Regions from separate parts of the Mus musculus genome. Here region 1 is linked to region 2. Evidence: chromatin contacts called from ENCODE Hi-C data. All regions are on one chromosome and are shown on one strand. The core of a region is the stretch at or near the end of the contact, and the rest is flanking DNA. Distances in the headings are between cores, read along the strand shown.

Evidence for each region. Hi-C counts contacts between places; a loop is a spot of excess contacts on that map.
Region 1: a loop to region 2 is called in a map of T-helper 17 cell, with 3 times the contacts of the local background. The contact joins two enhancer-like sites. A Hi-C loop is called at or near these places in 2 of 37 maps with a recorded cell type or tissue (T-helper 1 cell and T-helper 17 cell).

Annotation. Positions count from the first base shown.
Region 1 is chr14:120,431,887-120,436,737 of GRCm38, reverse strand. No RefSeq gene overlaps it. Among named protein-coding and RNA genes, the nearest start is that of Rap2a, 44 kb to the left of the region's middle. Within about 2 kb of position 2,473, at least 2 of the 3 ENCODE cell types and tissues checked have a DNase peak (open chromatin) inside an H3K27ac peak, as active enhancers do.
Region 2 is chr14:120,135,513-120,140,057 of GRCm38, reverse strand. Gm4681 (a long non-coding RNA gene) reads left to right here. Exons shown (of 7, transcript XR_001781467.2): 2 at 3,962-4,074. Among named protein-coding and RNA genes, the nearest start is that of Gm4681, 4.3 kb to the left of the region's middle. Within about 2 kb of position 2,002, at least 3 of the 3 ENCODE cell types and tissues checked have a DNase peak (open chromatin) inside an H3K27ac peak, as active enhancers do.

The DNA.
Region 1 (4,851 bases), core at 1,224-3,723, 300 kb before region 2:
TCTCCTTAATAGGGACGGGGTTTCGTTTTCTCTCTCTCTTGCTTCTTACACTCTTGCTCCTGAAGATGTAAGCAATAAAGTTTTGCCGCAGAAGATTCTGGTCTGTGGTGTTCTTCCTGACCGGGCGTGAGAACGCGTCTAATAACAGGGGTGGAGCAGGGCTGTACTAGGAAACATCGTGGCCTTGTGACCCATGCCCTCTATCCAGCCTCCACCTCAGGGCACACTTCTGGCTGAAAAACTAAGTGTTTAAACATGAGAGATTTGGTTAATGAATATTCTACATTCAAAACAACTTGTCCATGTCCTTGATAAGGGTCAAACTGTGTTCTCCCAGAATGCATCTTGAAATCTTTACTCCTGGGACTACATCTATACTAGAAGATAGCCTTGCAAGCGTGACCAAATTAACATGAGGTCCTCTGTGTGGTTCTTCATTCGCTGTGATTGGTGTCCTTATAAGGTAACCTGAATCTACGGAGAAGGAGAACGCCATACAGTATCAGAGGCAGAGGTTGGAACAGTGTGGCTACAAAGGATGGGCAGCCTCTATTGGAAACTGAACTGCCCAGAGGATTTTACCCAGAGCTTCTGGGTGGCAGAGACTGGGATTTGGCTTATGCCCCTGTCCCCTGAACTGGTAAGACATGCTTAGTCTGGGCTTACTGAATATTTGTTGAATTGAAATAATTGGAGGACTCCACATAAAGAATGAGGCTCATTATTGTCATTATAAATCTATAATTTGCCCGTCGGCTTCTGGCATTAATTGTCATTGAGGAAATAGAAGACGCATGACTGTCAATGACTGTTTGGATAGAACAAGGAGATAGACAATCAATGTGGAACCCAATCACTTATTTGAATACTATCGTAGGGCTGGCCAGTTTCCCATGTCAAGGCCTGTTCCACAGGGTCAGTGCATAACCTCGCATTTAGATCTTGTTATGTCTTCAGCGAAATAGGCTGAATTGTGAGGTTCAAATTAAGGATAAAGAAAACTGATGCTCAGAACTTGTTCGCACGAAGACTTGAGAGTTAAACTTGGGTAGAAGTTCAGCTCTTCGCCACTAAACTCGTGTGACATGCAGACGCTGATCTTTCCTTTCTGTGATTCAAAAAGCTTATCGTTACAGATGATTAATGTTTGGATCGTATTTCATATAAATATGTCAGAGTCCTAGATATGCATTTATTATGCGCTTTGTTTGGTACATCTCCATAAACCTAATCAATTTATCTGGACACAGCTAGTGCTCTGTCCGTCCTAGCGTTCTTTAAACTGTCAAGTTACTTTGGATACATTTTCTACCTTTGTAAGTAGAAATATGCATTTCATATTTCAATGCATGCACAGGTTTCCATCTCTCAATTTGAGGGCTCAGTGGAGGTCAGAGAAGGGGAAGCCTTGGCAAACACAGCACTTGACTTGTGTGCTTAGAAGAGTTTTCTAGCAGAAGAGAAGGACTGACCCCATTTCTATTGTTTTGGTATGCAGCAAGAACCAATCTGACTGCTTTCTGCTTACATAAGCCAAAGGCCTGGACAGATCCACAGTAGAGTCAGGACATAAAAGCAAACAAGAGTGATATCCAACTTTTTTCACCCTCTCTGGACAGAATTGGATTTTAGTGGAATGCCTTCCATGTGTTACCTTTTGTGACCTTTATACAGAAATTTATTCTCTCTGGCTGTTTTCCTTGGGCTTTCAAATTACATCTCTCAGGGACTATATATGAGTCTGGCTACTCATGACTTCATGAAACATCATTATTGGGCTAAACTCAATGAATTTCATTCTGCTTTATTTTAGCAGAACCATATGGAACTTGACAAAAGCTAAACAAAGCTGGGATACCCCGGAGAGAAGGCACTTCTGGTCCTAATAAAGAATTAAGCTCTGTCCTGAATCTCTAATAGTACTTTGTAGTTATAACTACAAAGTATTTCTTACAGTGTATAATTATGACAGGGAAGAATACCCATTTATTTGAAGTAAAAAAAAATTTTAAATGAACATTTTGCTTTAAAGCTACATAAATTCTGTACTTAGAATATGAAAGTGTAGCTTAAAGAATACCACAGAGCAAGTTCATTCCAACATGGGCCGGGGAGTTAGGATGAGCCAAAACTTGAAGTTCCAGTCGATAAAAGGGTTGCCTAATTTTTATGAGGTTTTGCTTTTCCTCCACTGGTGAGTCTAAGGGATCCTCTGTAAAGCTAGAAAAGGCGTAGAATGTATGTGAACCAAACCAGCCACTATTCTACCGAACTTCATGAGAACAGATCAGTGTGAGGAGTATCTGAAATGACCTTACTAAAAATCAAGCCAACCAGCACATGTGAACGTCACATGGAATGCCCCAGGAAGACACCTCCAGATGGCAGGCAGTTATTAAGGGAACTGAAACAAAAGAGGAAATTGGAGTGTGCGCTGGCCGGGTAGGCATGTAAGATGTGCCAGGCATAGGTGCTGGGTGCAGCTGGGGATCTCCTTACCTGGAAGGACAGACGTGGGAAAGCACAGGTGACCTAGAGTCCCAGTGTACAGAACACTGTGCGTTTGCTGTGCTCTGAGTCAAGAATCTCTGCAGCAGCTGGAATCGCTTGTCGGTTATTGGCAACTCTCTTCATTGCTGCAGGGCAGACTTGATGGAAATTTACACAGACTATTTAACATGGAGTTTGGAGCTGGGACCTCCAGCCCTGCCACTCACCTCCCCTGCCTCCTCCACCGAGGAACAGAGGGAAGCCATTATCAATTCATTCTTTGTGAGTCATGTTTATTCACAATGACTCAGTAATTTTCATGGAGAGGAAAGGAAGGCTTCAACAGCAGTAGTTACTCCATTTCCCAGACACTTGGGAACTTGAAGTGGGGAGATTATTCTCTAGGGAGTTGGGATATTATTTCAGTTTGCATGTGGGATATTATTTCAGTTTGCATGGCTGCCCCTAATTCTATTGTGTTGCAAAAAACCCCACCCTTTGATTAAAGGACAAAGAATGTGTTACTGCGTCTGAAATACAATTTTTAGATGACATCGTCTAAAAACTGAAATAATATATTTGACAGAGAACTATATAAGACAACTGATATTTTATACCTAAGCAATTTTATGCTAAAGATGTATAAAGTAGGTTGCTTTCATAGCCTCTTGGGTTTTTACTAGCTAGTTTTGTGTCAACTTGACACAGCTGGAGTTATCACAGAGAAAGGAGCTTCAGTTGAGGAAATGCCTCCATGAGATACAACTGTAAGGCATTTTCTCAATTAGGGATCAAGGGGGAAAGGCCCCTTGTGGGTGGGACCATCTCTGGGCTGGTGGTCTTGGTTCTATAAGAGAGCAGGCTGAGCAAGCCAGTAAGGAACATCCCTCCATGGCCTCTGCATCAGCTCCTGCTTCCTGACCTGCTTGAGTTCCAGTCCTGACTTCCTTGGTGATGAACAGCAATGTGGAAGTGTAAGCCAAATAAACCCTTTCCTCCCCAACTTGCTTCTTGGTCATGATGTTTGTGCAGGAATAGAAACCCTAACTAAGACAACAAAGAACTATATAAGACAACTGATATTTTATACCTAAGCAATTTTATGCTAAAGATGTATAAAGTAGGTTGCTTTCATATCCTCTTGGGTTTGAGAAGCAAGTTTTATTTTTTAACCTTAATTTTTATTATTTATATGTATGGGTGATCTACCTGCATGTATTTTCTGTGCACCATAGGCATGCAATGCCTGTGGTGGCCAGAAGAGGGTATTAGATTCCCTGAAACTGCATTTACAGAATTGAGAGCTGCCATGTAGGTCCTGAGCCACCATATAGGTCCTGGGAATTGAACCCTGGTCCTCTTGAAGAACAGCCAGCTCTCTTAATTGCTGAGCTGACTCTCTAGCACAAAATGTGGTCTTAAGAGCACACTCTAGCTAGAATGCAGCTTGTGGACACAAGAGTCACAAATTCCCTTCCAACCTGCTCTGTTCTTAGTCTATACAGCCAGGTCTTTTGCATACGACAGATTCACTGTTCTGTCCCCCTCAACTACACATCACATTAACCATTTAAGCTCCTTCTAGAAGTCTGCTTCACAGGCTGATGGCCCCTCCCCCTCTCGCCCTCCCCCCTCTTCTCTCTCTTTCTTTTATGGAGCTCACATTCTTGACCCTGGTCCCCATTTGCTCACTGACGCACGTTTCCTCAGGATTATAGTCAGAATCACAGCATAAGGACTTGGATGGCGTTGTTGCTAATTTTAAAGGATGCCGAAAGCATTTACCAAGTGATCACTTTAAATTATTTTTCTTGTTGTTTAAAGCCAAAATCTAGGGCTGTAAAGATGTCTCAGTGGATGCATGTGCAATATCCAGGGCCTATAGGCAAGGACAGAATCAACTTCCTCAAGCTGTCCTTCTACCTCCAAATGTGTGTACATAGTGGCATGTGCCACCCCCAAACAAAAGTGTAAAAGAAAAAGCCAAACCCAAGGCTAAATCAAACCAGTCAGTCAATCTGTCTGTCTACCTACCTATCAATCTATTTACCCACTTATCTATCTACCCACTCTATCTATCTATCTATCTATCTATCTATCTATCTATCTATCATCTAACTACCTACCTAACAATCCATCCATCTATCATCTATCTGCTTATCTATCATCTATTTATCAATCATCTATCAATCATCTATTATCTAGCTATCTACCTATCGTCTACCTACCTACCTATTAATCCATCCATCATCTATCTATAATCTATCTACTTATCTATCTATCTATCTATCTATCTACCTACCTACCTACCTACCTACCTACCTATTATCTATCAACCTATTATCTATCTTTTTCATCATC
Region 2 (4,545 bases), core at 753-3,252:
ACCCACCACGCTACAGAGAGCCTGCTGGGTCCACCGGACATCCCGTGCTGATCTCTCTGATGTCCTGCGTAGGGAGGATTCCTAGCCAGCACAGGGCCTCAGGCTGCCTGGAGCTGGCGCCTGCCTCCCAGGGGAGGCCACTCCTGCCTTCCTGGTTAATAACATGGTGTTGAAAAGACAAGTGCCGCTTCGAGGTCCAGTGGTCACATTCATGTTGTGATCTTCTTTGGGGCTGTCTCATTGTTTCCACTCACGGCTAATTGTGCCCATGTGACGAGAAGCCGTAGACAGGCTGCGGTTCCGGCGCTAGGCTTGACTGGGCTCCCTCGGCCTGACTGTGCTGGTTCCGCTTGACTCAAAGGGCTTGCCTCGAAGGGTCTGAAACTCACAACTCTAGCATTGCTGCGAAAGAACCAATATTTTTAAGGGTCTGGTAGGGGAACGTCTGCCCTTCGTTGTCTGGGTGCTAGTGTGAATTTTGCCCTCTCCTCCTTTTGTCTATCGCATCTGTCCTCGCACTGTGCTCTAACACCACGGAGTCTCTCCGGACCTTCGGACCACTGTGATGATCCCTCTGATAGTAGCTTCTTCTGACTGTGATGACGCTTACCACGGGGCAAACCACATCACCCTGCACCTTTGCCACTGTTTGTATCCGTGAATGAGTTGTACAAGATACCCACACAAACACCCACACTCACACTCACCCCTCCACACACACACACATACGGCCATGCGGCGAGGGAGGGGATCACAACCCAGTGGGTTTTAAAAACCACATCCCTATCTTACAAGTAATAAGAATCAGAGGGAAGAAGTTTTTAGGTGAGACATCCCAGTTTGAACTTGCTGGTAACTAGTATGAAGCCAGTAGGTTTGAGATAAACCCCACCCCCCCAACCCACAATTCCCTTTTCTTCTGGGGAACTGGAGAATCTCCTCTTTTTTCAGGGGTCATATATACTGAAGCTATTCCTGCCCTTCCGAACAAGGTCAAACAAATACACTCAAGATTTTTCAGATATTGGCCCTCCAATTTTTAAAAAAAGATCCATTTATTCATTATATGTAAGTACACTGTACCTGTCTTCAGACACACCAGAAGAGGGCATCAGATCTCATTACAGATGGTTGTGAGCTACCATGTGGTTGCTGGGATTTGAACTTAGGACCTCTGGAAGGGCAGTTAGTGCTTTTAACTGCTTAGCCATCTTTCCAGCCCAGGCCTTCCAAAATTTGAAGGCAAACTAGGAGCCCCCCCCCCCCAGGCTGTTCCCCAGACTTCCAAGCACACAGAAACCGTCTGGGGAGCTGAGGAACGTCAGGCTGTGATCCAGCAGTTCTGGGGTGAAGATCATAGACCCCCCACCCGTGCCTGGGTCAACTGCTCAAAGGAAAAACTGAATTATATGTTGTCTTTCAGTTCAAGAAATCTTCCAATATCATTTTAGTTCCTATCCTCAAGCATTTATAAAAGCGCTGGACCTACATCGGGCTTTTATTACATCATGTCCAATACGTCTGGACAGAAGACTGTTAAAAACAGAAGGAAAACAAAACAAAACAAAACAACCTCCCAAAACCAACCCATACATCCTTTCCTTATTCGCTCCAGCCCCAGTCTCAGCCCTGTTTTGAAATAGTTACATCTTTCAGTTACTTATAGCACGGTTATCATCTGGAAATTGGAGCAAAGATGATGAAGGGATGCTATAACGAAATACAAGGTGTCTGGTGCGCATTGATATGACTAGGAACGTAATTAATGCCTCTTTAAAACTGAACAAAAGCAGAGCAAGAAAGTAAAAAAACAAAAAAAACCCCAAAAACCAAAGCGATTACGCATCAGCTGCCGAAACACTGTGTCCTAGCTTAAACGAGGCTGGAAAAATGCTTCCACAAATGAGAATGGGATGCTTGAGGACTCCAGCCTTTCCCGGAGGGGTTGTAATGGCTCCAGTCTCCCAGACGGGCTGCGCAGCGGCGCCGACGAGCTCTGCTGCCCCCTGCTGGACGGAATGCCGGACTCGCGCCAGCCTGTCTGCGAGGCCAGCGCTGGCTCCCTCGGGGCCCAGCGCTCATCCTGCAGGTTATGCAACACCAGGCTGCTACCAGCTCGCTTCAGGAAAGGAAACCATTGACTTCCTGGAGCTCCAACTGAGCCAGTGTTAAGAGGAAGGCGGAGACTAGAAAAGGACACGTACACGTCCAGTCTTGGAGGCGCTGGGAAAGTCTGTGTACAACCCTAAAAAGTAGGAGGAGCCTTCCTGTTTTCCGGTTAAGAGATGCAAGGCTTGGAGTGTGTGTATGGAGGGGGAGTGGACTAACTGAGAGGAAGTGGTGTGGAGATGGGCAGCTGGCTATGGTCTTCCAGTGGCGCCACACCTCCTCAAGCCCAGCTATCGACGTGGTGGGTGGCAATGCCTGGTTTCCAGAGTGCAGCCCCAGCTTCCAGCTCCTTCAAGATCATAGATCTTTTAGCTGTATTCTGCTTTGACCTTCAAGGTTTTAAACTCTGACTTGTTGAAACGTACCCCATGTGTTGGTCTTTCCTAACTAGACACAGTGAAGGCTCTAGAGATTGACATTTTAAGATGGAGCAGGGTTATCCCCTCCTCTTAGGGCCCAGAAACAATAGTCCAGATCACCAGAGAAATTTTTCTTCAATTTGGACCAACCCTTTAGAGTTGTACTTTTTGGATGCCTCCTGGTGTGAAGTGAGGGAGACAGTTCACTCTTGTCCAATCTGGATGTGGATTAATGGTATTTTCCAGCCCATAAAAGTATTTAAAAATTTTTATTTCACACTGGGTTATGAAGCATCGCTGTCATTCTGACAGTTCAACTGGAACTTTCACAATTAAACCTGATAAGAACTGAAAGTCACCGTAGAGATTCCAAGGCACCGTCCTCTTATTTTATAGATGATGTTCTGGGCTTTTCAACCAAATAAGAATAGATCTCTGGAGACAGCAAGATGACCACCACGTGTCTGTTCTCAGTCTTTGGATGGTACCTTTCACATCCTGGCAGGAAAAAAGCTGAGTCAGCGCCGCAGAGTCGGAGCCTGATTATCACATTCAGTAGCTACTGCCAAGCATACATTAGCACCTCTTCCAGAACTCTCCTCGGTCTGCACAGAGTACCCAGAGACTCTGCTCATGAGAACACAATACCGCACAGGAGCCAAGGAAGCCCAAAGTTGTCCACCCTGACCTGGTGATGAATGTCATCAGACCTCCTTTGTCAGTCATAGCCAACGTGTAGACCGAGACCATATCTTGCAGAGTTTCTGGATGCACAGCCCTTGCCAGTCATAAATGAATGAAAGTATGGTAAGCTATGATGGAGCTCTGCCAGTCTGCAGTGCTGTTAGGACAAGAACTCACAGGATTTCAGGGAAGAACTGTGGGGAGGGGACACTGAAGCCTTAGATGCTGTCATCTCAGCAGGGAGAAACCTCTTCCTCCTACACCCTTCAAAGAAAACAAAAAGAAACAAAATAATAAAACTAATAACAAAATAACAAAAGCATTACCCTCACTTTTCTGGTCTCCCCTGCCACTTTTCTTAGGATACAGTTTCAATAGAAGATATTCTAAACAAGTTCACGTGTTTGAATGCTTCTTGGCTTGAAGTTCGGTGCTCTTTGGGTGATTATGAAACTGTGGTTGGTTGAAGAAAAGGGGTCGTGGGGAGTCAGGTCCTTTGGGTCATAGCTCAGTCCTACTTCTGACCCCAGTCTCTCTGTGTGCCATCTGTTAAGATGTAAGCAAGCATCCCCTATACTCCTGCTGTTCTGGTTCACCTACACGATGACCCACACTCTCACACCAGGAGCTAAAATTATTTTCTCCTTCAATGTGCTTCTTGCCAGGCATTTGATTGCAGCAATTTCAAAAACTAATCAATCTACCTTACTAGTAAGAACTTCAGTGGTCTCTGTTTTATTTTATACCAGGTAGGGCAATGGAGAAAAGAAACTCAGGATTGCTCAAAACACAGCCACCCATACCTGATGCTCAACACGCAGCCAGGCACACCGGATGCCAGAAAGGTGCAGCCCAGCTGCTTGTAAGTGAAGGGTCGGGTGGGGATGTCAGACAGTCCCGGGATGAACTAAGGCTCTGTTCTAGGCATGTATTTATAACTCATAGTTTGTGTGTTCGCGGAAGACACAGAAATATTATCAACTAGTAAGCAGGATTGTGCAAGACTCTGCTCATGACAAGTGATTCCTCACAGGAGCCAAGAAAGCCCAGAGATGTCCACCCTGAATTACTGATAAGACATCATCAGATCGCCTTAGTTAGATGCCGCTGACACACATTCAGAGACCTGATCTGGCAGAGTTTCCAGGTGTATCGAAAGTACATTGAGTTTAAGATGAATGAACTATTGAACAGTGAGGCTCAGGGAGTGGCTAGTGGATCAGTGGGTAAGAAAAGCACTGGACACGTGTGTGTGGCCTTGGTGACCTGATCTACCAAGTAAAAAACGAGACAGTGGGTGTCTCTCTGGGTCACGATCATCAGATAAAAGTCT